2 separate regions of the Mus musculus genome follow, and region 2 is linked to region 1. The links are chromatin loops, found by intact Hi-C in ENCODE. Cell type or tissue: left cerebral cortex. All regions are shown on one strand.

Region 1 (4,000 bases):
ACAGTGAGTTCCTGAGCACTAAGCCAGACCAGAATACACAGTCAAGACTGTCCACTTCAATTGGCAAAATGCTGCTTATCTCTTTGTAATGAAGTCACTACAATTAGCAATAGGGTAATTTTACTCAATGCCTCTGAAACCTTAAGTACATTTTAAGCACTACAGAATACATCAGAGCTAATGAATCAATGATAAAAAGATAAGCATTACATGAACAACTGCTATGTAGAAGACGATGAGCTGTGTCTTTGATTTATCTAAGTATCATAGTGAGTTTTCATTAAGTATCCCCTTTTAAAAAAAATCAAAGCACTGGGATATGCAATGTAACAGAAATATAATATGGCCTCTACTCTTAAGTCTGCATGTAGTTGAAGAATAACCTAAAATGAGAAAGAGAAGGAAATAATAATATAAGCCCGACAACACGAAGTTGTCAGGTACAGTTAAGTGCCTTAGAGCTTATGTGGAAACATTCTCTTCCAGACCCTTGGGCTGGTCTCTGTTAATGCTTTGGAGCCTCACTCGTTACTGCCTCTTTTCTCTGCCAGACTTTCAACTTCTCCTTCTATCATCTCCTTCCTATTAAAATACATTCACTTCTGCCCCATTGTTCTCTTTTCTAAAGTTCAAGGAAAATGTTCACACCAGTAGTCTTTATTTCTTTTTATTCATCTCTCATTAACCTATTTCAATATGATGCTTGCCCAGATTATTATAGTATAGGTATTTTCCAATATTCATTCTACTTTATTGACTGGTAGCATCAGGCTTACCAGATACTATACTCTCTAATTTCCCTTTTCTGATTGCTGTCCCTTGGTTCATCTTTGTTTCACTTATCCCATAAATGACCAAGTCTCCCGAAGATCATTATCTTGTATACTATTTCTTTATATTCTTAATTTTCATTTACTCTTTCAATTACCACGTAGAAATTTGTGCCTTCTAAGTTTATCTTAACTCTTTATCTTTCTTAATTTTAAACTTTATAATTGACCTGATTTTCTATTTCATTGCCTACAATCCTCAGTGATTCTAGGTCAGTGCATATCTAGTTCTATGTGCCAAACCTGGGGACCACACCCTCATTCCCTTATCTGCTGATTATGTTTCCTTATCACTACTTCTATCATCCTAAATTCAAGTCCCCAATACTAAGTCTCACTTGGACTACGGTGCCTTCTTAAATGGGATCCACACGTTCTTGCACCACTTTAATCCACTTCATAAGTTGGATTATCTTATAGCAATCTTTTAGTAGTGTCAACCATCAGTGTGACCACCTACCTTAAAATAGTTTTCTATAGTTTACAAATCCTTGATCAGATGTCAGCTTTCCTTTAGCCCCACACAGTAATACTCTTTCCTTGCTTTCTGCACAGTAGCCACACTGGCACCCTTTTCAGCTCTTCAAATGTAACAACTTATTTAATATCCACAATACACTAGGAAGCAGGTGCTATCATTTCCATTATGTAGACAGGGAAATGGAGGCACAAAGACCTTTTACAAAGCACACAGTAAGATAGAGCACTTGGTCTTGAACCTGGGTAACCTGACTACAGTGTCAATGCTCCTGATAGGTTACTCTTCTCCCTAGGACTCCTCCTTATTTCCTGTAATTTATTCCCATATAAAGCCCTCACATCTCAGTTCAAACACTGCTTTCAGGCTAGATGTATAACAGAAAATCCTACTATATACTCTCATAGTATACTATACCAAACTATCCCAGTTTATGATAGCTCATTATCTAACTATTTAAATATTATCTCTCACGCCAGACAATAAACTCCATGAAGGCAGAAACTGTTGTTTTGTCCAACAAGATATCTATGTTAGTATGGTTTTTGTCACATAATGATTAGATAAATATTTACTGTTGGGATGAATAAAGAAGTGATTAGAAAGTGACCAGAAGATCCAACAGGCAGATAATTACTATTACTCTCTACAGAGACCCTGAAGAAGAAAAAGGGAAAAGAGATTATAGTTATCATCACTGTGGAGGAAGATGGAGGAGGGAGTACTGGACGGTGGGAAATACAGTTCCAAGTGGAAATTAAGTCCTCTATTCTCTAGCATGCAGGAAAACGTGATGCTTTTAAACCTGCATGGGTAGGGCCGTGGATGGAGATGTGCACCTTTAACACTTGAGAGGCAGAGGCAGGCTGATGTCTGTGAACCTGAAGGTAGCTTAGTCTACATAGTGAGTCCATGCCAGTCAGGGCTACATAGTAAGACCCTATCTCAAAACAAAGGGAAACAAACACAAAAACAAAGAAAGCAAAAACCCTAGATCAACACCTGAACATGGTGGTGGTCACCTTTAGTCCCAGCAATGAGGAGACAGAAGCAAGACGCTCTTCAACGACAGAAATGGGCAAGGGCAGCCTGTGCTACATGAGTCTCTGCCGAAAAAAACAAACAAACCAAGCAAGCAAGCAAGCAAGCAAGCAGAAACCCTCAAAACTTCCCATATCAATACAATTCCTGCCTTCTCAGTTCCTACCCCAAGACGGAGCTGCTCTGTAAGTCATCTTTACAGGGCCACACATTACATGGAGTTAGCTACCTTTCCATTTCTGTTGAGTGATTTTAAGCCATGTGTGGTCTCTTTAAGCCCTCTCCCTATCCTATTACCCATCTGCTTGCAATTAGAAGATAAACTGCCCTTAGTCCCGGTTCTGTTTCAGTCTTGTCTGATTAGTTCTTTCAGTTATTCAAGGCTCTCCCATATTTAAAATACAAACTTATATTTCGTTGTCCTTGATTACCTGGACCATTGCCTTTTCTCATTTTGCCTCCTTGGACAAAAAGCCATTCACTTATTTACTAATCTATTTATCATCCCATGACTGGCTCTTAGTACTTCCCTGACCTCATAGTCATTGCCAACAGCTTCCCTGTAGATTAAAAAAAAAACCCAATAGATACTTTCCAACGTAATATTTCTTTGTAAATTTATACTTATGCCAACAGTCCTTGAAATGCTCTTTCCTTGGCTTTGGTGACGTTATTAGTTTCTTTTCCTGTCTATTCTTATCTGCCTCTCCTTTCCCATTCTTTAAGTGCCGGTGCTTTCAGCTTGTGAGTTTGGACCTCTTCGTTGCGTCCTTTAGCAGACATTGTGAGTCCTCTTGCTGTACTCATCTGCTCACTACGTTCAGAAACCATCTAACTGCTACTGCTCTTGCAGCTGCCTCCTTATCCTTCCTCCGAGACCCTCTACATCCAGCCCATGCAGCCACCTGGATTTGCGTTCTTTGTACTTACATTTCCCACATGTCTTTCAAATTCACAAACTAAATATACCATTTCTGTTCTCATGTACGACTCTGGGTTTCCATCTGCGTTCCTTGGTCAATATAACACTTATTCAGTAATCCAAGTAAGAAACTTGAAGATCAAACTTGGCTCCCCCTACCAGACTTTCTTCTCCTACATTAACTCTGCAACTAGGCAAACCCCATAAACTCTATTTTCCTCTTGTTCCTTGTCTTCTGTGTTACCTTTCCTTCATATTTATTGCTACTGTTTTTAATTCAGGCCACAGTTCTCACCCAGGTTAATGCAAAGCCTGGCTTATTTGCTTCTTTTTAGTCATGGCCACTTTTCATGTGTTTTCTGTACAAGTGCACAGAAAACAGATTTCCCTCAACTACACTTCATCACTCTTAAAATCTGTAGTTCTCAGTACTTTCCAGTTCCAAGATCTTTAACAGAACATATTAAGAAACGTCAGGATTTGGCTCTTGTAAAGGTTTCTTGCTTTATCTGCTACACTTTATTCTTTTATCAGTAAAATCCCCAATGGCATCCCCAATCTTTAAAATGGATAGCAAACACAGTATTAGGATTTATTTTAAAAGTATAAATAGAACAAAGAAATAGACGTTCTATCATCCCATTCACATATTTGTAACTTGCCTATAAAATCTTATACCTGTTGTTTAAGATGATTTAGTTCAGCTGCCTGGGGATCAATATTAATAAT
Region 2 (4,000 bases), 48 kb before region 1:
GCTCTTTCTCAGCTGGGTTACATAATAACTGTGCATGATCGACCCCAAGGGCCTTCTGGGGAAGCTGGATGCCTGTTTTCTTTAGAATTGTACTCTAGTTTTACTTGGGACTCCTTCCTCTTCTAGCCTCTGACAAACGACAAGTTTAGTACACTCACTCAGGTCTGAACATTTTACCTTAGGTGGAATATATTCAAAGGAAGAGTCTGGAGACTGGAAGATATTTCTTGTGAGATGGGGTTTCTGTTTGCTGGCTACTTGGAGTAGGGTCAGTTTCTGTTTGAATAGGAGAGACAAAGTATATAATGTTAGGGCAGATTTGGGGAGTATTCATGGCTAAGGCAAAGATTTCAGACCTGAGCTAGCTTTCTGTTATATAATACATGTGAGGCCCATGACAGGACAGTAGTCGGAGGACTCTAACTTTCTCAGATCACTACTAGATTCAGGAGGAGATATACTTTATTTTTTGTTTGTTTCTTTGTGAGTTTTACAAGACAGAGTCTTACTATGTATCCTTGGATGGCTGAGAGTTTACTATGTAGACCAAACTGGCTTCAAACTCATTAAGATCAGCCTGTCTCTGCCTCCCAAGTGCTGGGATTACAGGTATATACCAACATGCCTGGCAAAAACCTGTGTTTCTAACACTTTGAAATGTATATGACTGGATCACACAAAAAACTCAATGGAGACGACACAAAACCAGCATAAATCTAGTTATCAAACTGGGGGCTGTTTCCAAGGGCTAGCCTCAGTTGGGAGTCTCCTGAGGCTTATCCAGTGGGTGGAAGGTCGTCTTACCTGCTTGATGGCACTGTTTTCTTGGAGAAGCTGCTGATTTTGCTCACACACTTCTTGCATCTTCCTAAGCTCTTCCTCCTATTTGCAGATTGCACAGTTATAGGTGGGGTTATTTTGGGTCCACATGAGTTACTAAACAGCTCAGATGAAAACACTACTTTCAACTGTCTAGTAGCTGATGTTTTTTTTTTCCCTCTATATTTCAGTGTTCCCCCAACATCCCTGAATACACTTGAAGGAAGCAAACATTCTTGCCCTTTCCCATTCTTACCTATGATGTGCATAGCGCCTAACTCAATTTGCTGGCAGTTAAGGCAACAGGATTCATGTATATAACTCTAACCAGTCTGGTTATGTCTTAAGGTGGGAAAAGCTGAGGGAACCCTGGAGACAGACTCTACGTTGGACTAAAGTAGTGCTCCAACATGTTTCTAAAGGGCGTGGTGTTCCCAGCCTTTGAAAGAATTTTAGATCCTGGACATTTTAGTAACATGTCAGTCCTCAGATCAGAACAAGCTCAGAGATGTATATTTGAATGCCCTTAGGAATTTTTCGATTTATTTTTATCATTTTTAATTATGTGTATGTGCCTTTGAGTGCAGATGCCTGGAGAGGCTGACAGCCAGGTATGGGATTCCTCCTGGAGCTGGAGTTACATGGACTCATGAGCTGACGGACCTGTACCGAGAACTCAAGCCCTCTGCAAGAACACTAAGTGAGCTTCACCACAAAGCCCACTTTAGCCCGCTGCCATCAAGATTTTAAGGAACTACTAGATGAGTGTGCTTCTTCAGCTCTAAAGCTCAGGGTTAAGGCACAAGAATCAGGAGTCCTGAGTATGACATGGAGGCTTCGGTTTTAGCCCTGAAAGTTAGGCGACTCTTATTGGAGTTTCGCTGATTTCCCCCTAACCAGATCCAACAGGACCTCAAAGGAGGAGTAAAGGCTCTGGTTTGTTGGTGGTTAGTCACTTTCTGCTGCAAGCGCTATGGCCCAGATGAGTCAGGATTCTCCATCATGTTTTGCATACCTGACATTTTAGTGTGCTCAGCAGCTGCTGTTCCTTTTCACTAACTGACTCCTCCAGCTGCTTCTCTGTCATCTGGGATTGCTGCAGCTGGCTGAGAAGGTACAACACCTAAGGAAAGAGAGAGGCAGCACGCGGTGGGGGTGGGGTGGGTATCCCAGGAGTAAGGGGAAAGGATGTTCTCTAGCTCAAGCCCTGGTCCATGGAACTTCCTTGTGAGCTAAAGAGGAAGAATGTCTTGTCTTTTCATGGTCCAAAGTGATAAGCCTAGGAGAGGTGTTAACCTCTCTGCATGTTCACCTGAAACTTTGAGCCAGTGGTTATGAGCCACTTAGACAAGTCTTTTTTGTTTCCGGTTACTTACTTGCAAAATGTGGAAAAGACCACATAAACTTTCGAAGGAAGCTTCATGGGCCACTAGTGCCTGTTTATTTTTCAAATAGTGACAGGGTCCCAGTATAGTCCAGAATGGCTCTAAATTTAAGAGCATTCTTCTGCCTTACCTTCCCAGAGTGCTAGGCTTATAGGCATCAGCACCATGATAGGCAGCTTCTACCCCTTTTAAAAACTAACCAAGCACAGGCAGTGGCCGCCCATGACTCGCCGTAACTCCTTCTCTTGCTCAGTTACCTTTTCTTGGTGCTGTTGCTCCACTTTGACCAGCTCTTCTTTTAACTCTGTCTCTATCTTAGCAAAATGATTTTGCTCCTCAAACAGCATCTTCTGCACGTCAATACAGCTGGCCTTGCTCTGATTCAGGCTGCTTTCTAGTTTGCTCACCAGTATTTTGGAGGAGACGAGCTGAAAAGGTAAGAGAAAGGCATTGCATTTGCAGAAGGATCTATCTTCTCCCATTCTTTGGGCACCTTTCTTGAAACAGTTTGATAAATGTGCTTCCAAGAAAGTCTAAGTCCACTCTCATTTTCCCCCATGTCATGTGGATTCTAATAGTGAACTGAAACACTACTACTGGCTTTAATTGTTTTTATTTTTGGTGTACGTGAGTATTTTCTGCATGTATATCTGTATACAATATGTCTGGTGCCTGCAGAGGCCTAAGGAGGGATGTCAGATCTCCTAGAACTAGACTTACAGATGGTTGTGAGCCACCACATGGGTGCTAGGAATCAAAAGTGGGGTCACTGAACCATCTCTCCAGCCCCTTAAAAGGACCATTTCATTCCTAGGCCATAAGTTGATATTTATGCAAAGACAGGGTAGAAGCCACAACTGGGTCATTTATCTGTTGCTCTGTTTCAAGGTAAGAATAAACCTAACATGGACAGTATCTGACAATTCCAAAATTCTGAAACTTTTAAGTAGATCTTAAATTTTAAAGAGGAATTCACAGGACCCAGCTTATTAGCCAATTCTGTCTCAGAATCTCTGTTTACATGTTAGAACTAAATGGCTTCAAACTCATTAAGATCAGCCTGTCTCTGCCTCCCAAGTGCTGGGATTACAGGTATATACCAACATGCCTGGCAAAAACCTGGAAGTTTGATTGCTGAAATCATAGATCTTTCTAGATATACGTCTTTAGGCAAGACCGATAGATATCCTGTACTGGCCTACTTTGATTTTTAATACTAGCCCAGATAATGAGCAGTATTCCTAAGACTAGTTAGGATTACTTAGCAGAATAAGTCTGTTAGCCCAAGACAAGACTGTATAAAGTGTTGCAATGTGGATCTGGGAACTGTATCGCTTGAGTGATTGCTTTGATTCATCTTCTGACAATTTATGATGAACCCGTACATTTAAGATCAATGAAGAAAGCTGGGTATGGTGGCGCACGCCTTTAATCTTAGCACTCTGGAGGCAGAGGCAGTCAAATCTCTGGGATCTTAGAGGCCAGCCTGGTCTACATAGGGAGATCCAGGACAGCAAAAGGCTACACAGAAACACTCATGTCTCAATAGAAACCAAAAAAAAATCAATTTTCCTTAAAATGAATCTATCTATCTATCTATCTATCTATCTATCTATCTATTTATCTATCTAATGATTAAGTTTTCTCCTTGAGAGGGTGTCTCAAGTTTTTAAATACACATCCCATACATGTTTTTCAAGGTAGTACAATACTTTATGCTTAACCAGTAACAACTTCTGTTTTTTTTTTCCAGTAACAATCAATAGCTCACATAAATGTATACTTGCTATATATAT

Evidence for each region. Peaks named below come from ENCODE experiments on the same cell type or tissue, not always from the same donor. Only the 100,000 strongest peaks of a DNase experiment are listed, where the experiment ranks them.
Region 2: it touches region 1 in a loop (4-fold over the local background); 1 of 42 quality-filtered maps calls a loop at or near these places.

The regions. Positions count from the first base shown.
Region 1 is chrX:100,665,798-100,669,797 of GRCm38, reverse strand. It overlaps Kif4 (kinesin family member 4), which reads right to left. Exons shown (of 30, transcript NM_008446.2): 8 at 3,950-4,000. All of the region lies in intron 2 of Gm52438 (a long non-coding RNA gene), which reads left to right. Among named protein-coding and RNA genes, the nearest start is that of Kif4, 42 kb to the right of the region's middle. In left cerebral cortex, no CTCF peak of the experiment used is centred here; no DNase peak of the experiment used is centred here.
Region 2 is chrX:100,714,213-100,718,212 of GRCm38, reverse strand. It overlaps Kif4 (kinesin family member 4), which reads right to left. Exons shown (of 30, transcript NM_008446.2): 23 at 2,462-2,632; 24 at 1,835-1,942; 25 at 805-882; 26 at 178-276. The region is part of intron 2 of Gm52438 (a long non-coding RNA gene); the gene reads left to right. Among named protein-coding and RNA genes, the nearest start is that of Gm52438, 13 kb to the left of the region's middle. In left cerebral cortex, no CTCF peak of the experiment used is centred here; a DNase peak (open chromatin) is centred at 1,853.